Linked DNA regions of Mus musculus: region 2 is linked to region 1. Evidence: chromatin loops called from intact Hi-C (ENCODE). Cell type or tissue: heart. All regions are shown on one strand. Links, peaks and the distances in the headings refer to the core of each region. The heading gives the core; the rest is flanking DNA. Region 1 holds the start of Mgat1 (mannoside acetylglucosaminyltransferase 1). Region 2 overlaps Olfr1396 (olfactory receptor 1396).

Evidence for each region. A loop is a pair of places that touch in the nucleus more often than their neighbours do. Peaks named below come from ENCODE experiments on the same cell type or tissue, not always from the same donor. Only the 100,000 strongest peaks of a DNase experiment are listed, where the experiment ranks them.
Region 2: it touches region 1 in a loop (4-fold over the local background); 9 of 42 quality-filtered maps call a loop at or near these places.

What each region holds. Positions count from the first base shown.
Region 1 is chr11:49,246,713-49,256,605 of GRCm38, forward strand. It overlaps Mgat1 (mannoside acetylglucosaminyltransferase 1), which reads left to right and starts at 3,840. Exons shown (of 3, transcript NM_001110150.1): 1 at 3,840-3,943; 2 at 4,838-4,962. In heart, for the core only: a CTCF peak has its summit at 4,133; DNase peaks (open chromatin) are centred at 2,169, 3,309, 3,859 and 6,549; H3K4me3 peaks cover 2,090 bases; H3K27ac peaks cover 2,939 bases.
Region 2 is chr11:49,103,493-49,113,385 of GRCm38, forward strand. Olfr1396 (olfactory receptor 1396) reads right to left here. Exons shown (of 1, transcript NM_146337.1): 1 at 9,285-9,893. The coding sequence ends at 9,285. Among named protein-coding and RNA genes, the nearest start is that of Olfr1396, 5.3 kb to the right of the region's middle. In heart, for the core only: CTCF peaks have their summits at 2,491 and 5,462 (motif pointing left); no DNase peak of the experiment used is centred there.

The sequences.
Region 1 (9,893 bases), core at 986-8,985:
TTGTTTATCACCCAAGCAAGTTTGTTCTTAGTTGTCTTGGTACCTGCCTGCACTTTGCTTGGACTTTTTTTTTTTTTTGGAAGCTCAGTTTACTTATACCAAGGTGCCTGCTTTTCTTAGTGATGATGTCAACAGCAAAAAGCAAGAGATTCGGTGGATGAATTTGAGGCAGCATATGCTGGCCAGGGCTAGCGAGACTCATTGAGCCTGTAAGTCAATTACAGAGGGACATCGCAGTCACTGAAGACAACGACTGTTCTTCTTGTCATAGGAGTCCCTGTCTTTCCTCAGTGGCCTGAAGCCTGAGAAGTCTGCCCTGAATAGGTCTTCTGGCTCTGAGCTGTTTATCTTGTCTGAAGCTTGTCTGGACTCCTGAAGAGACCAGACTTTTGTGTGTGAATCATGGTTGGATGCGTCACCTTCCCTCCAGCCACTCAATAAATGCATGGTTGCCGGTCTTTGCTCATGTATGGGGATCATGATTTCTTATGGCAGTGCCTCCTGAGTGACCTATAGGGCATGATATGTTCTAGAAGACTTCCTAGTCCTACGGAGGAGTCCCTCCTGGCCCGTGAGTACCTAAAGCACCCAGAGTACTGAGGAGGTGTGTTGCATTGATTGATGGCTTTCAAAGTGTCAGGTCTGTTGTCTGCTTTCCCTCAGTGTGGGGATTGCTTTTCTAGTTTGAGGAGGAGCTATGGAGGCCCTGAGCAGTAAGAGCTCACTGAAGGGGTGTGGCATATGCTGATTGTACTTGTGCAGTTGCCTTTAGCATCAGCCTGCCAGGGAGAGAAACTGAGTGCCCTGACAGCCTCTCTGGTAAGTCCTCTCCTCTGTAACATGAGCTAGATAGAGGCTTTCAGCTGCCAGAACCCAGCTCTCCCATCTCCTGTGACTCTTTGGTCAGACATTTCTTTCCAGCCTTCTCATGGGATCAGCAGATTGCTAGGGTACCACACTCAAGTGTGTCAGGCTGTTTAGCCAGGACTGGTGGTAAATTTAATCACACGTTGTGTGGGGATTTTTAAGTGGATTTATTTAGACCTTACTTTATTCTAAAGGAAGCGCAGGTAGCTAATGAAGGATTTCAGAGGCATTGCTCAGTGTCTACATTGTTAGTAAGCTTGATTTTCTTTCTCTATCACTTTGTGGTTTGGGACAGACATGTTAGGAAGAATGAGAAAGGAAACTTAAACACCAGTTTAACACTTTGGTTTTGTTTCCTCTAACGGCTTTAAGCCAAGGTTTCTTCAGAAATTCAGAGCATGAGTCCTTTCCAAACTGCAAACACTTTCAGGTAGCCAGGCTGGAGTTTGTGAGCAGCAATTTCCTGGAAGTTTTTACTTTTTTTTTTCTTAAGTTCCTTTTTGGTGGTAGCAGAGTAAGCAGGCAAGCATATTACCTCTTAATTCTCTGTTATCCTGTGACTAGATCTACCTGTTTTTTCCATTTGCACATAATCTGATCCCAGGCTCATCCCCAGAGTCTAGACAGGCAGCTCCCATTTCTTACTTTCTTCCCTAGTGTAAGCTCTGTAGAGCCCAAGGCCTCAGTACTGATACGTGCTTGTTGCTTAGACCAAATACTATTACCCTTGTTTAAAATTTACCCAATCCAAATTCTATGTTGTAGCCTATTTTTTTTCGGAGGCAGGGTAGCCTTTTTGCTGGGGATCATTCTGTGAGCCTTGGAATTTAAACAAAGGGCTGAAGAGATGGATGTGGTGGGGAGTTTCTGTGTTCTGACCTGCTTCCTGTCTAAGTGCCTTGGCAGGAAAGTCACTCTGACATGGCCTGGGCTGCCTCGTCTTCACCATCTTCAGGACCTACTATGTATGGATTTTATCCAGGATGGTGATTTGTGCTCCTTATATTTTGGATATCTTCAGACCAGTTTCCCAACTTTTTACACATCCAGGGAACTTGGTCATTTTTTTCTCACACTTTGGCACTGAGTGTGAAGGCTATAAGTCCCTAATTCCTTTTTATGGGAAGTAGAAAGAGGCCTAAAGTATATAAACATTGGCATTCTCTTGGCACATGCATGGGCTTGACTTTCCTGTCACAGTCTGTGCAGTCAGCTAAACTGGAAATAGTGGGCATACACACACCACACCCACACACAGTCCTCCTCCCTCCCTCATGCGTCAGCCCTTTCCTCTACGTGAGGGCAGAATTCCAGCTGCTACTGTGAAGCTTCTCCGCTGCCCCACTGTGTCCTGTCACATGGGCACAAAGCCATCTCAGCAGTCCTTCTCAAGGGCTCACCAGGGTACCAGGTTTGGAAGCTGAAATGCCTAAATCTAAAATCTGGCTATGACTTCTGACTTAACAGCTTCCATACACCCAAAGCCTCAGACTTCTCTCTGCTGAGCTCTGCAGAGATGCGGGAGAGTGTACAGAGAGGCCAAGAAAACAGGCTTGGACGGAAGGGCAGCTTCCTAGTGTCTCCTGACAACTTTGTTTTACTTCCTCACCTGCCCACAAGGGCCCTTAAGGTACTCCCACTTTCTGCATAATTCCTGGTGTCTGGTACGAACAAGTTAGTGAGTAACACTCAGTAAGCACAGACCTAAAAGTCCCGGTTACCTTGGGGACTCTGGAACAGTAGTGATGAAGTCTGTAGGTAGGAGGGTCTGTCTGAGGTTGAGTATATCTAGTAATCAACTGGCAGTGCCTCTGCTCCCCTCATGGGTGAAAGATCCAAGGGTGGTTGGAGCCAAGGCTTATGCAGAGGGCCAGGCACAGCAGGATGTGGGAGCCAGTGGGGGCTGTGGTACCATGGTGAGTGGACAGTAGGGATTCCCAGACATCTCTGATTCCAAAATGGTCCTGTCAGTGAGATGTGGCTTACTGTGAGTTGCTAATAATGCACGGCTCAGATCTCAGAAATAGTTTGTGCTCCGGGGCCACTGCTGACATCTAAATCAGACCCTGAAACTCCTGGTTGTCATCTTTCCTCCCCCACTCAGGCTGCTTGAGGCTCTGATTGAGGTACTTACCAAGTACTCTGTTCAGTTGGGTCCTGATGAGTCTCCCTGCCCCTCCCATGTTTCTTTTGCTTTAAAAAAATACCAAGGAATACAGATCCAGGGGTTTCCTTCCCCCTCCCATTCATTTTTAGGGTTACTCCAAAAGCCTGTGATTGATTCTTTCCTTCCTCAGGACTTAGGTTCAGTGTACAGGCCTGACTTTGGTTTCCCCGCCCATAAAGGGGCACACACACACACACACACACACACACACACACACACACAAGACAGAACTGAAACGGCGGCAGGCTGGCTCTTACCCACCTTGGGCAGCAGGTGTTTCCTCCCTATCTTCCCTTTTGAAACCGAATACTTGTTGCTTGCACACCCTCACCCCTCTCTTGCTGTTTTTTTTTTTCAACTAATAGTCTGCAACTTCCCTCGCATAGAGGAATGGTTCCCAGGTTCTTAGAATTGAGGTTGGTGAACGCTCTTCTTGCTGAGGAAACGCTTCTAACACCACCAAGTGCTGCACCCCTCAAAGTCGGTGAATCTCTAGATTCACTGGGCTGGACAAGGGACACTCTTGGGAAAAGTCTTTACTGGACAAGGCTCAGGGTGTGAGTGGGGTTGGCATCTACACAGGAGCTGCAACTGAGAGGGAAAGGGCCTCAAACAAACATCTCTGCTACCACTGCCTTTCGAAGTTGGGGGACTTGGGAAGACCCGTTGTTTAGATCTTGACCGGTGATCAGGAAGTCAGCAGTAGAGGAAGGCCCTGGAAGGAGGGGCCAGCGCGGACTCGCCCGTGGCAGGGCGGGGACCAACAGAGGGGCCTAGGGGCTGGGGAGCGCCGCCCCGCCCTCCCGGGGAAGGACCACATTGCCGGCTAGCAGGAAGGCCAACCAGACCGGACGAGGCCGCTCCAGCGCTGGGTGTTGCCGGTCCGGGGCGAGCCTGGTTCCAGGCGGGGTGAGTTGAGAGGATCCGGTGAGCTGGGCCGGGGGACGCCAGCGTCCTCAGTCCTGGGGCTTGTCCCAGGAGGACAAGGACCCCGGAGGAGAGAGGCCGCGCAGCCAGGGGAGTCGGGTCTGAGTCCCGAGTGTGCTCCAAAGCCAGGGCGGTGAGAGTGGCGGGCCCGCCCGGGGCCGCGCAGCGCGCAGTCTCCCCCACGCGGGGAAGTGGGAACTTAACGCACAGCTACAGGATTCCTGGCCTTCAGCTGCTAGAGGGAGGGTGGCTTCTCCAGGAGGAGCTGTTGTGAAACTCGGCAGGAGGGCACCTTGGGTGCGGGGCAGGGCAGGGCAGGGCAGGGGAGAGATGGGGTCGCCCTGAAGAAGTGGGAGACTGGAGTGGAAAGTGGACTTTATGCAAGCCTCACCCCAGCGTCCAGGCTTCATAAGTTACTAGGGCTGGCTTTTGCTCAGCCACAAGGAAAATTTGACTCAATGTTGAAATATGTGATTTGGCAAGAAAACTTTTTTTCCTAGCCTCCTTTCTAGTATGTTTGGAACAGGGGGCTCCCAAGAGGTGCAGAGCCCCCCCATTGTTCAAAATGTGGTTCAGAGGGACTGTGGCCCACCCATTCGAGTCTCCATGGAAGAGTGGCCTTCTGGTGAAGCTTCTTTTTCTTTAACCTTGGCTACTGTAAGGCTCTCGTGCTTGAGAATATTGCTGGCCAGCTTGATTGCCTGTCATTAGTACTATTTAGACTAGAGCGTCCTTGATTCTGGGGTCTTCCCGTTTCCAGTCACTAGTCCTTGACTTTTTAGCATGGAGATCACCAGTAATGGCAACATTACATCCCACTTCTGTTTCTCAGAAGGCTGTATTACAGTGTGTTCAAACTCCATGTCATTGCAACAGGTTAAACTCACTTTCTGCTTCGGACGTCAAGGTATTGCCATTCTAATCCAGACATCAAGGGCGGTGGAGAAGACAAAAGTCGGTTGTCTGTTTACAGAAGAGGAACTGAGGCAGTGGTTCTTCAGGTAACGGCTTCAGGGCTGTCTGTCTGGTGCCAGGCTATAGCAGCATTGTGTTTCCCTTTGACCTGTTCCCAGGTGAATAGCCTGTATCCCTCCTAGGTCTTACCCTCTATACTCTTGAATTATTTAGCATATCTACTCGGACTTCTTTTCAGTTCTTCTTCCCCTCTGAAATTATGGAGCCTGGTACATCATACAGAGTCTAACAAGAAAGTAATTCACTTAGAGAGCCGTTATCTGTGATGGACACTATGTGCTCTGTACTTGTTTAAGCTGTGCTTGCTATCATACTGGCAAAGCAGAAACAGGAGGGACAGTTCATCAACGGTTCTTCCATTTCGAGACTTAGTTGTAAGGCTAGAGTAATGGTTGCTCTACTGCTCCTGGCTGGAAGTTGACTATTTGCTGTTTGCTTGTTGCCTAAGAAACAGCCTCTGACAGAGAGGGGCAAGCATGGAATCCAGAGTGTTAGAAGCTAGATGTGCTAGTGCACGCTTGTAATATCAGAACTCTGCAGGCTGAGGCAGGAGGAGCATCAGGTGTAGTAGGCAAGCTTGCACTATGTGCACCGTCTTAGAAAGGAGCCTGCTCTTATGCGCTCCTTCAGATTAGAATGTGAGAAGGCCCCAGAGGGACTGGCAAGACTTGCCAGAGCCACCTGGCAGCTGGCAGAACCTTCAGTATGCCGAGACTCAGGTCTCACCCCACCATGGTGCAAATGTTGTTGTGCGTGGTGGTGTGGGTTCACCTGCTAGTTTCCTCAAAGGAGTCCTAAAAACACTGGAACCATGAAAGCAAGTTTTAAACTGAGTGTGCATATTACAGGCAAATCTCATAACTGATATATTAAAAACTCAGTTCAGGGTTGATGGATATTTTATTTTGTTATTTGTTTGCTTGCTCTTGTTGTATGTTATGTTTTGTTTTGGTGTATGTATGTATGTATGTATGTATGTATATATGTATGTATTTGAGACAGGGTTTTTCTATGTAACCTTGGCTGTCCTGGAGTTTGCTCTGTAGACCAGGCTGGCCTTAAACTCAACAGAGATCTGCCTGCCTCTGTCTCTGGAGTATGTGATCAAACGCATGTACCACCATGCCCCGCCTAGGGTATTCTATTTTTAAAAGGAAAATATGGCAAAAGAGTTTTCAAGAGGCTTTGTTCATAAGTGCTGTTGCAGTTTAACTTTGTCCTCTTCTCACACACTGGTAGGGTTTTCCATTTTCATTTCTCTTTTTAAAAAATATTTGTGCATATACATGTTTTGCCTGCATGTATGTTTGTGCAGCACTTGCATGCCTGTTTTTTTCAAAGGCCTAAAGAGGCCCTTTGAATTGGAGTTACTGAGAGTTCAGAGCTGCCATCTAGGTCTGGGAGTGGAACCTGGGTCCTATAGAAGAGCAGCCAGTGCTTTTAACAGCTGAGCCGGCTCTCCACCTCATTGCTCTCTCATAGGAATGGTAGGAACTAGCAGTCTCCTTAGGAACTGAAGAAAGCAAAAGTGAGCCAAGGCTGCCTAAAGAAAAAGCTTCAACTGGCCATGCCGTTGACGTCTTGGAGCACTTCCTTCTCTTTGGAACCCAGCCACTGAGTTCACTGGAAGCCTGGGCCACATGAAGGAGCACATGATGGTGACTCCGGCCAGTGTCCCAGTCAACATCAACATTAGATTACACATGTGTTATGGACCATGCATCTATAGGAGGCTAGCCTTAGCTTTTGAGTCTTCCAACCCGAGGTCCCAACGTAAAACAGACAGGTCCTTCCCTCTGTGCCCCACTTTCTAAATTCTTCAGCTATTGCTATTGGATGAGGAAATAGGTGATTGTTACAGTCTTAAGCCAAAGAATTTTGAAGCAATTTGTTATTTGCCCCCAAATAAAAATACTGGTAAGAAATGTAAGTACAGTTGTCTTTAAGACTGAGGCTGGGGACCTGAAGGGAGCAGGTCCAGAGAGCTCTCACCCTGCTTCTCGGGAATTCTGGTCCATTTTCTCGTGATTGCAAGGACTGAATGACTGCTGTAATGAGTTATCCCAAACTTCCAAACTTTGTGGGCTGTGGGCTTTCATGTCGCAGTCCAATGGGGCTGGTTCCCTTTCATACTCTGTGGTTGATTCTGGCGGGCGGTCAGCTGGACCCTCAATGTCCTACCTTGATCTGTAGCCTGGATTCGGCTCAACCTTCCCGAGTGTCTCCTGCCTCATTACAGGTGTGCTCCATCACACTCAGGTGCCTTGTCTTTTAGGGATGACTTGTAGGAGTCACAGGGTCTCAGAATCAGAACGAGGGAATGTGGTGCTCCCTCCTCCCCCAAGGAAAGACGTCCATCATCCTGAATGAGAAGCTTACAGGAGGGGAGGTGTGGCAGCATCTGTGCAAAGTGCAGTTCTTCACTTTGGCTGCTGTTTCTATCGTCATTCTCCCTTCTTTAGTTAATACTACAGATGGTCCTTCATGCACCCTCTCATCACACTGTACACATGGACCAAGCACCGTAGCGGGTGTAGAGGACACAGCCTCTTTTCTTAAGGAGTGAGGTAAGAGCTAAGGAAATACAGTCTTGGATTCTGTTACAACATGGAGAGAGTGCAGTGAAGAGTCGTCATGGGAGGCTCGCTTGTATCTGGGATGTCGTAAGCCTAAAGGATGTCAATGTTCTTAGGTGGGGTATGGGTTACATTTCAGGAACAAAGACACAACAGTGTGCAACAGTAGTTACTGGAGAAATAAGTAGCCTTCTGCGGCTATTGTATTGGATCCACGTCGTTTGTGGTTGGAAATGAGATTGCATCGGGATTAAAGTCTGCTGTTGTGAAGCCCATTTCTGTCAAACTAAGAAGTTTTCATCTTTTTCCTGTGGGCAGTGGCAGCTTCTGAAGGCTTTTAATATTAATGTGTTTAAGATTCTGTTGCTACCAGAAGGTATTTAGAGAGAAGCCACAGGTAGACTAGATTAGCTGGGGAGCTAACATCAGAGGTTCCAGCTTAAAACAATATTCATAATAAACAGTCCAGGTGAGAGGGTGTGAACTGAGGACTGGCAGTGGACGGTAACTTTCAACCCTGGCATAACTCTGAGGCTTCTAGGGCTGCTCACATTTCTAGAGTTAGAAGGGGTTCGTGAGGCCCAACCCCTGACAGGAGCTGTGGACAGCTGCTGGCTTCAGTGGGAGAAAAGCATGAGTTTGGTTTTTTTTTAAGGCGTGGCTCCCGCAGCACAGGAAGACCTCCAGAGCCAGCCAGCCTGGACCCACAGGGCTCACGGAGACTGAAGCACCAACTGAAGAGCATGCAGGAACTGGACCTAGGCTCCTGCACATATGTAGCAGATGTACAATGTGGTCTTCATGTGGGTCCCATAACAATTGAAGTGGGTACTTCTCTGACTCAGAGTCTCTTGCCTGCCTTTGGATCCCTTTCCCTAGCTGCCTTGTCTGTCCTCAGGGGAAGAGGATGCACTTAGTACTGATGCAATTTGGATGTGCCAGGGTGGGTTGGTTCCCCGGGGATGGGGTCGGGGTGCCCCTTCTCTGAGGAGAAGAGGAGGAGGGACGAGAGGAAGCGGGTGGTAGGGTGGAAATGGGAGGAGAGGAGAGAGGGGAGCTGTGATAGTGATCTAAAGTGAATGAATAAATTAATGAAAAAGGAAATGTTGCTCCTGGTAGGTCCACCATGGTCCAGGGAATGGCTCGACACTCATGAGTATATGGGCAGCACAAATTGGAGTGGAAACAGGGAAGTTGTGGGTGGGTTTAGTCTCCCTCTCTGTCTGTCTCTGTATCTCTGCCTCTCTCTCTATCTCTCTGTGTGTGAATGTGATCAAAAGTTATACAGTATATGAAATTCTCAAAAAAATGATCTGGTGTACGTACTCTGTTATAAGATCAGAACACTGCACCGTGATCCACCATGCTTATTTCTGTAGCGAACTGCGAATAGACACCGAGGTGCAATGGAGAAGATTGTTAGCCTCACATTAAATTAGATCGGATGCTGCCGGATGAGGTGCAATGAGATGTTATTATCAAATGGGTTTTGAAAACTTTTTTGGGTGCATTTTGGATTGGAATGGCAGTGGAGAGATTGCATGAATGTGGCATTCATACTGAAGACGCTGTGTAGGCTGCAGGTGCATCTGTGTAGGCTGCAGGTGCATCATCTAAATGTTGAAGTTCGTGGCTTGGCAGTGCGTGGCGCTGGTCCCACCTTGTGTTGTCTTTTGCTGGTTCCACTGGTGTGGATGGTAATGGGGAGGTGTACTCTTATGATCTGAAGGCATCAAGAAAGAATATCTTGGCATTTATTTTGTTATGTAGCTGGTACTGTTCTAAATATGCTATGGAATATCTCATCCAATCCTTAAAGCAACTTGCTGAAGTATTCAGTTATGCTTTCCATCTTAGAGGTGAGAAAACTGAGTCTTACAGATATAGAAAAACACAGGCTGATGGCAAGCCTTGCTTCTTGGGTATCTGGCTTTGATTATTATTATTATTATTAATAATTATTTTAAAATCTGTACCAAAGTGCATATGGTACCAGAGGGGACTGAGCAGTGCTCCCTGGAGGAGCTTCCACCCCATCAGCCAAGGCTCATACCTCTAGACATGGCACCTGCTGTAGATGTAGATGTAGATGTAGATGCTGCATCATTCCCAGCCAGTGTAAGTTCATACACTACTAACATCCAGACGTGGATGAACGCCCTGCCCTGAAGAGTATGTAGGAACATGACACAGGGAATCTTGATGAGTCTGTGTGGAGAGGCAGCTAGGGCTTCAGCAGGGGAACTGTGCATTCTTGTGGCAAAAGAATCAAGTATTGTTGGAGGGTTCATAGAGAAGGGCTGAGGAGGGGGGTAGGAAGAGACTAAGAGCCAAAGAGAGAGAGGTTTTTCTATGAGCTATCCAGCCACTCTAAATGGCTG
Region 2 (9,893 bases), core at 1,082-9,081, 140 kb before region 1:
GCTTTCATAATAGGTGAGACTACTCTGAGCCACTGAATTCCAATACAATCCTTCACTATGGCCCTCGAATGAACTTGTCCTAGGTAAAGTGCGGTGAACAAGTCTTCCTCGTCCATGGGACAACATCACCCCATTTCCCACATCAGTAAGTGACAGGTCTGTCTGGTTACTGCACTGGAGTTACTTTCAAGGGCTAGCTTTCGATAACTTGGTCATTCCGTCTGTCCGTCCGTCCGTCCGTCCGTCAGAAGCTCCTGCCGACCCTTCTAAAACATTCCCATTCCCAACTCCTTCACAGCTGCCACTTCCCACCTGACACCAGCACTTGTCACTGTCACTGTGCATGGGTGGCAATGTTCCCTAACGGGGTTTAACCTAATTTAGTTATGTTGTGTATGCCAGCACCTCTGGAATTCCTTGTTTGGCTTTTCCATCATTGCATAGCCTGTTCCTATCTCAGGCTATTAACTCTATATTTGTAAGAATGAAAATTTTATTATGAAAGACCTTCATCAGAAACCCCACCCCCATCACCACCCAGTGTTATAAAATGTAATGTGGAGATGGGCAGGGGTACCTGGTGGGCTCATGCCAAGTTGCCCCCCTGAGAAATCATGCCACGAGACAGACCTGATATAAGGGAGGTCTATTTGGAGAAGAGAGGGGGAGAGAGGACAGACTGGAGAGAGGAAGAGAGGAAGGGGTAGAGCAGACAGACGGGAGCAGAGCCATAAGGTCAGTGAAGAGGGAACACAGGAGGACAGAAAGAAGGACCAAAAGAGAGAAAGAGAGGCCAGCCACGAACAAACATATGGGAGGAGAGACAGGGAACAGGGATGGGGAGAAGGAGGGGAGAGAGGAGAGGGAGAGAGAGCGAGAACTGGAGTTGCAAGCCGTCTTTTTTGTACGCTACTGGTGTGCAACCCACATCTGGCAGCAGATAATTGTGGCAGGTGGTGATGTAAGCCACTGGTAAGTCCCTGGGAGGAGCCTAGCAGTATCACCTGTAATCTAACACCCAGTTCTATTACATAGCTATATCTTACATTGCTACAGAATTTAGTTGATACAAATTTAATGTTTTCACTGGTATGAATTTTTTATTGATATAAAATTAGGATTAGTATTGTCACTCTTACATAGGCACAGCTTATATTCATATTATTTGAGTTGTGTTTTCATTGCTGGGGCATATTTGGGTTGAAGATTTACTGCAACACAGTCCTGCTTTCTTTCTGGTCCCCTGTAATTCTCTCGTGTCCAGTCCCATTGGCCACCACATGTTCTCCCAACATTGAAAACAGACACCAGCTTCAAGGCCTTGACCTTCCAGTGTTACATCACACAGAGGTCTTTTCCCAGACATGTTCACGCCATCTCCAGTCCTCACTGAACACTCCCCTCACACCCTATTTAAAGGTGACTTTTTCTTCCACTCTGAAGCTCTTTTCTGCCTTGTGTGGCCTGGCAAGCAGTACCAGTGTATGGTATGCTCTGTCTACAAAATTTTGCTAACTTCTGGTCCTCACTAGAACTTATGTTTCCTGATGCTGCTTTTGAATACCATATTGATCCCAGGCTCTTAACGAAGTGACTGTTATGTTCTCAGCAGATATTCTTTGGCTGAATAATATTTATATTATCCAGAAAAACCTTGTGAAAATTTTTGTTTCGGCTCACATGTTTCAACTCTGTGTGCTGGGTGTTTAGGCGGTGGTTTTGTTTTGCTTCCTTTGGATGAGAGCATTAAGAAGCCGCTTCGTCCCCACACTGTTCTTTGGAGACAACATATTCTGTGTCCCATATCAGCACTTTGTTTGTTTGTTTGTTTGTTTGTTTGTTTTGAGACAGGGTTTCTCTGTGTAGCCCTGGCTGTCCTGGAACTCACTCTGTAGACCAGGCTGGCCTCGAACTCAGAAATCCACCTGCCTCTGCCTCCCAAGTGCTGGGATTAAAACCACCGCCCAGCACAGCACTTTTCTTGATCCCCACTTTCACTGCCTTCCTACTGCACACAATACTTCAACTCAGGGACCCACGGATGGTCTCACAGACAGAGAGAAAGAAGGTAAGGAAACATTAATAAGACATTAAGAAGGGCTGGAGAGGTGACTCAGTGGTTAAGAACACTGACTGCTCTTCCAGAGGTCCTGAGTTCAATTCTCGGCAACCACATGGTGGCTCACAACCATCTGTAATGGGATCTGATGCCCTCTTCTAGTGTGTCTGAAGACAATGACAGTGTACTCATATAAATAAATAAATAAATAAATAAATAAATAAGAAAAGAAAGAATGGGAAATGACTCACTTTCTCCTTTCCTCCAACACTCCAACAACAGTAGGACAGACAATAGGAGGAAAAGGATGTGCCAATTCACAAATAGAAACTGAAAAATGAACCATCAGCTTGGCATAGAAACTGTGAAGTTAGGATGGAATAACTGGGAAATGACTCTCAGTTATCTTTGGTTGGGTGTCCTGAAGAAAACCTACCTTTAGAGGGAGTTCTAGCATTAAAATAACCATTTTCCTCTTCCCCTACTTGCTCTTACTAGGTGAGAGGGCCAGGGAAGAACTGCTCCGTCTGACCCAAGCTCCCTCCTTGGTCTTCACTGACCCAGAGAGAGGGAATAGGGAACACAGCATCCATACTCATGAATGTCTGGGATTCATCCCATACCCTGTGGCCTATTTCTATCTGGTCAGGAGGTTTGCTTCATAGGTCTACACCCATTGTGGCTGCCATCCCTCATAGGGTATAGCGTACAGGACCAGAGTGCACATCCTTTGTGCCCGCCATCCTTCTCTAGTCTTGCTCCATTGTGTTCACCCCAAAAGTGTCCCAGACTTCACAATAAACTTTATGGTCAAAGTTTTAATTTTTTGACATGTTCCACACGTGTAAGCCTACCTTTTCACTGACCAATCCTGTCTGGGAAGACTAATGTTTTACCCTGTGACCTCTACTTCCCAAGAGCAGAGATTCCTCCAGGCTTATGGTAGGACAGGAATATGGGACAAGTGTGAATGTGATAGGTTAAACATCTGCTCTCATGGAATTGCCTGCTTAGTTTTAGTAAAGCACAACAAATATACAGTTTTTGACAGTGTGAAATGGTCACAACAAACCCCACTTTTTACAATGTATATATGCTAAGGAAAATAAAATAAGTGGCATAATACTTTTATAACTAATGTTAGTGTCCCTGATTGCAAACTTAGAAAATTATGAACAAATAATGGAGAGGGAAAAAATGCATCAGAGTACAGGAAAACTGAAGAATCAGGAACCATAGGAGTTGATATACTTGGTCTAGTTTACACACACTTAATGGGGGGAGGGGAGAGATGGCTCAGCAGGTAAGGGCACTGGTTGCTCTTCTGGAAAACTTGGGTTTAGTTGCCAGCATCCACATGGAAGCCTTTTATTCTTCTCTCTTACATTACCTTTCCTCCACAGTTTCCCCTCCCTCTGCTTATCCCAGTACCTCCCCCACCTCCCCTTTCCCCAAGATCAACTCCTCTTTTTCCCTTTAAAAAACAAACCAACAGAATAACAACAACAAAACCAGCCCCCCCCCCCGACCTCCCCAGGGATATCCATCAAATGTGGCCCAACAAGATGCAATAAGACTGGGCACAAACCCTGATATCATGGCTGCACATGGCAACCCAGTAGGAGGAAATAGGTCCCAACTGCAGGAGAAAGTCAGAGACTCTCACTCACTGTTGGAAGTCCCACAAGAACACCAAGCTACACGACCACAAGCTATATGCAGAGGACCTAGCTCAGACCCATACAGGGTCCGTGTTTGTCACTTTTATTTCTGCGAGTCCTTTAGAGCCTTGCTTAGTTGATTAGTAGGCTGAGTTCTCATAGTGTTCTTGACCTCTCTGGCATCTACAATCCTCCCTACCTGTCTTCTACAGTGTTGCAGGATATTTGATCACACTGTGAATCTTAGCACACACCTTTAATCCCTCTAGCTGGAATACAGACACACCTTTAATCCCAAAGTTTGTAGAAGGAAGCAGCCATGTTTGAAAGTCATGTCTTACTGAGTGGCAGAAAAAGTGATGAATCAGAGAAAGATTTGACAGAATAATATATGCCCAGCTCTCATGAGGAGAGAGAGAGGGGGGGGGAGAGAGAGAGAGAGAGAGAGAGTTTTACCAGGAGAGTTTTATAGAGACAGGTTGAAGAGAGAACAAGCTAGACCCAGGTAAAGACAGAACTGAAGAGCCCAGAGTAATTCCAGACATTGGTCTGCTGCCCCCATCTCAGTGCATGTCCCCAAGCACTGCATTCTTTTCAGCTGCAGTAAAACCACCTGGCCTGCCTTAGCCCCATAAACGTTGAGATAAGACTGTTGTCTTAGAATAGCCCTGAGCCTGTACAAACATCCTGCTACCCGCTACACCCTGGGCCTGAGAACTGACCCCTAATTTATAAATTCCTTCTTTATTATCCCCTGAACATCTATCTGCCTATGGGCTTATGCTTCCAAAGGAGACTGCCCCTGCCCTTCAAGGTTGTTTTTGTGAGCTCCCAAGCCTCACTGTGACCCTGTCCAGTTAGAAGTGTTTCCCAGATGTGAATAAAGTTGCCTTTGGTTTATTTCTGACTTTGGCGGTCCTTTCTTCGTTATTTGCGTGCCCCATGACCCCGACAAGAATGAGGAGCCAGAAGATTAGAACAGATTGCTAGAATTAGTTATAAGTCAAGCAGAACGATTTAGGAGAGTCAGAGAGTATGGGGGGGGGGGGGGGGAGGAAGTAGGGAAGAAGCACACTGAATTAGTCAGCAAGGACTGAAGTTTGAGTCAGAACAGCTGAGTTGAAATCAGCCAGCCAGAGATCAGAAAGAACAAGAAAGGGTGAGCTTATTCAGCAGCAAGTTTCAGAGGCTGAAAAACATTCTAGGCCTAGGTAAGATTGTATGGAAGCTAGAAGCTTTCCAGGACCAGGCTCAGGTTTTGCAGATGGAGGCAATAAGCCTCAGAGATGGCGAAACACGCCGGGGCCTAGCAAACACAGAAGTGGATGATGATCACAGTCAGCTATTGGATGGATCACACGGCCCCCAATGGAGGAGCTAGAGAAATTACCCAAGGAGCTAAAGGGAACTGCAACCCTATAGGTGGAACAACATTATGAACTAACCAGTACCCCCAGAGCTCTTGTCTCTAGCTGCATATGTATCAAAAGATGGCCTAGTCGGCCATCACTGCAAAGAGAGGCCCATTGGACTTGCAAACTTTCTATGCCCCAGTACAGGGGAACCCCAGGGCCAAAAAGGGGGAGTGGGTGGGTAGGGGATTGGGGAGGTGGGTATGGGGGACTTTTGGGATAGCATTGAAAATGTAAATGAGGAAAATACCTAAAAAAAAAAAAAATACTTTTACACTGAATGGTGTCCTGGCTCCACCTAGTGTTTGGCTGTGGGCTTTGCAGCTACTGCCATAAGTGCTTGATGCCTCTCTGATGACTGTTGGGCTAGGTACCAATCTATGAGTATAGCAGAATATGATTAGAAATCTTTTCATTGACCTCCCTCCCACACTCCAGTCATGTTTGGTTCTATCCTGGGCCTCTGGACTGTCCTGCCTCTAGCTCCTGGCCATCCAGGCAGTGTCAGACATAGGCTCCCTCTTGAGGCATGGACCAGTCATGGTTGGCCACTCTCACCACCATCACTGCATCAGCACGTCTTGCAGGCAGGACAGATTGTAGCCAACACCTTTCTTAAGAATAGGCCTACATGCAGGCAAAACACCCAAACACATAACAAGACGATAATATATTTTTCTATAATAAATAACCTAGACTCAGAATCTCCCTCATGACCAGGCATGTTGATTGCCTAGCACCTGTAGTGCAATCTCTCTCTCTCTCTCTCTCTCTCTCTCTCTCTCTCTCTCTCTCTGTGTGTGTGTGTGTGTGTGTGTGTGTTGTGATCTATTAAGGCTAAGCTAGACATTTCAAGAGAGCAGGGAGTGCATCTCTCCTGTTCCCTCTTCCTGTTGGTCTCCATTTTCTTTCCAAGTAACCTCCTCAACCCTGTTTTTAAAAAACCTTCATTTTTGCAGACAGAAACAAACCCATGATGTTCCCCTTTCTGAGTCTGTTTTATTTCAATAGCTTTTAATTTATAAGACACTTTGTCCAGTTAATTGAGTTGTGTGCCTGGACAAAAGGAAGTTTCTTGTGACCCCAAATTCCCCAAATGTCTGGGGGATAGTAGCTGATCAATAGATATCTGCCAATTGAAAACCTGATTTGGAATTAAGTTATCAGCTCATGGTAAATCTTTGTACAGCTTTTCCAGATCCTGGGTTTAAGACTCATGGTAGACCTTTGTGTAGCATATCCAGGTGCTGGGTGCTGCAAACATAATAACAGCAAACTGGCTTTTGTTCAGTGTCTTAGTTAGGGTTTCTATTCCTGCACAAACACCATGACCAAGAAACAAGTTGGGGAGGAAAGGGTTTATTCAGCTTACACTTCCACATTGCTGTTGATCACCAAAGGAGGTCAGGACTGGAAGCAGGTCAGGAAGCAGGAGCTGATGCAGAGGCCATGGAAGGATGCTATCTACTGGCTTACTTAGCTTGATTTCTTACAGAACCCAAGACTGCCAACCCAGGGATGGCATCACCCACAATGGGAGGCCACCCTAGATCAATAATTGAGAAAAATGCCTTACAGCTGGATCTCATGAAGGCATTTCCTCAAGGGAGGCTCTTTTCTCTGTGATAACTCCAGCTTGTGGCAATTTGACACACAAGACCAACCAGTACATCCAGGCAATGCAGTGGAAACATAGTATATGCCCTAAAAGATCAGAAAAAAGGAACACCCCCAAATCACTATGACTTAGGTGAAAGTTAGAAAAATATTTTTAATGCTTTTTTTTAAAAACTATTTATTTTTAAATTGAAACAAGTATTCAAAGCTGTGCTGAACTTCTAATCCTCCTGCCTCCACCTCTCAAGTGCTAGGATTATAGGCATGTACTACTCTACCCAGGCTATCAACTGGGCTATGTCCTCAGCCCAATCTTTTTCTTATACATGCTAGGTTGGCTTTGAACTTGCAGTGCAACTGAGGATGATACTAAGTTTTTGAGCATTCTGATTCCACTTCATGAGTTCCAGATTGATAGACATTTGTCACCAAACCCAGTTTAAAGCAGAACATCTTTCAAAATTTTGTTTTTATTTACTGAAAGAGTCTCAATAATCTGTAGAATCAAGCAACTCTTTTGCCCCAGAAGTATCTGGGACTACAAATCCTCACCTTCACGTACAGGTATCCAAAACTTGTTAGTGATAATTCTTGTTTTCTCGGGAGAGGGATGAATTAATTCTACATGTTTCGTGCTTATGGATGAAGGGTTCTGGTTGGTACATAATATGTATGGTTTGATGCTTGCAAAATACGAGGGAGATGTAATGTGCATGAGTTTAACCAGGAACACTTTCTGGAAGAAGAGAATCTGGTCAGATTAAAATTTTGACAAGGCAGATGTTTGGGGTAAGAAGAGAAGAGGAGCCAGAAAGATGTTTAGTACTATAAACACTAAAATCAGTTTGCTGGTTTGGCCTCCACCTAACAGGCATCAGCAAGAGATCATCAGCAAAGTTAAGTTATGCACGCCCACACAGTGGAAATTCTGGCAGCTACAAGGACACACAGCTTCTATTTTCACAAATCCTTGGAGATTTCTTTTGGCAATTAGGGTTCCCAGGGAAGGAAGTCCCCCTGTAAGGTTCTTTGAAATAAGCATGTTCACTACAAAATGCCTGTTTTGAGAATTTAACTCAGCTGGCTGTCTACTAGCCTGTCCCCATGGCAGCACTATGCTTTTGTCTGTCTCTCTGCCTTCTCTGTTTCTCTCCATCTCTCTCTCTCTCTCTTTCTGTCTGTCTGTATTTCTGTCTGTCTGTCTGTCTCCATCTGTGTTCTCTCTGTGTCTCTCTCTGTCTTTCTCTCTCTGTCTCTCTTTCTCTCTGTGTCTCTGTGTGTGTGTCTCTCTCTCTGTCTCTCTCTCTCTCTCGGATTGAATTCAGCATCCCCCAGACATTCTTCCATCTCACCCACCCCGCTTCTTAAGAATCATATTTATTAATGCTGTTGTTCTCCGTGAGCAGAACCTAAGACTGAGCAAGCACCTTCCTGGGGCAAAACTTCCAGAACTTAGTTTAAAACCCTCCCTCCCGCCACCCCAACCCCCCGACTGCTCTCTGCTTTCAAAGAGATCATTGGAATTTCAGGAAAAAATGATTTTATTACAAATGGGGACAAACAACTGATGCCTGGCTCAGCACAATGGATGTGAGTCCGATTTATAGTCAGAATGTAAACAACATTGAATAAAAGTTCAAATTTTGCTGAGGTCTTCAACTTCAAGAGGAAAACAGGTTAGTCTATACAGTCAAAAGTATGAGACAAGAGACCTGCAGTGTCTAGATGATTGGGGTTATCTTAAGCATTATGTTTAGATTCAGCCTCAAGCAAAGGAAAAATGACAAGAACAATTAAAAACAGAAGTGATAGACACTCACATTTTTGCTATAGGACTGTGTGCATCTACTATAGGACCATGTGCATCCATCATTATAGGACCGTGTGCATCCAGTACTCCCATGTTTACCCTATTTCTCTTGAGTAGTACAATGTTCCATTTTTATTCCTTGAAGCAACCTTAATAAGGTTTCGCAGTACAAAGACGAGAAATCTCTAAAAAGAATTCTAGAATCTTGCTTTCTGCCATCTGGAAGATTTTTCACTTTTGCCATTAATGGTGAGCTGTACAATATAAATAACAGAACAGTGGTAGCATTATAAACAAATAATGTGCAAGACCAGTATGTAAATTAGAGAAAAATGGTAATACAGGCCTCGGTGCCTGGAACTTAAGAGACTCTGTGAACATCAGTGAGAAGGGTTAAGTCTTCTGGTAAAGAAAACACTCCAGCTTTAAGTGATAAACGATAGCATCTCAATGCCCTGGTACTGCAGCGCTTGAGTTAACAGAGCTTTCCCTTCCTCTATAACGTACTTAGAAAGAAATCTGCAAAAGACTGAGGGGGGGGGGGGAGGAATCCATTTATCACAAGAAATACAGTTAGTACTGGTTTAGGGTTTATAAAGTTCTGTCCAAGATAGCAGGTGTCAAGCACCTCATTGTTTATGATTAAACTGTGTGATTAAACACAGATGGGAAATTATTTACTGGCTATAACACAGCTATGATAAGAGAGAGTCCAACTCCAGAGCTCAGGGCTGGCTGCCAACCCTGCATCGGTCCAGCCCTTTCTGCAGTGCTCCTATCACATCGCGATTCCTCAAGCTATAAATGAGGGGGTTGAGCATAGGAGTAAGGACTGTGTAGAAGATAGACACCATCTTGTCCTGGCTTGGGGTTCGGTATTGTCTTGGTCTCAGGTAGATGAACATGGCTGCTCCATAGAAGAAAGAGACAGCTGCCATGTGGGAGGAACAGGTGGCCAGAGCCTTTTTCTGGGATTTAGCAGAGTGCATATGGAGTACGGTTCCTAGGATGCGGGTATAAGAGGCTACAATGATGGAGAAGGGAAACAGCAGCATGAAGATACAGCAAAAAAACACTATCTTCTCAAATAGGGATGTGTCCACACAGGCCAACTTTAGCAAGGAGAGCATCTCACAGAAGAAGTGGTCCACCTCCCTCAAGCTACAATAGGGGAAGGTCATTACCACTACCATCTGCACCAGACCATCTGCTATCCCAAAGGCCCAAGAGCTCCCAATGATCTGCAGACAGACCTTCTGATTCATGAGGACAGGATAGCGAAGTGGGTGGCTAATGGCCACATAGCGATCATAAGCCATGAGTCCCAGCAAGAG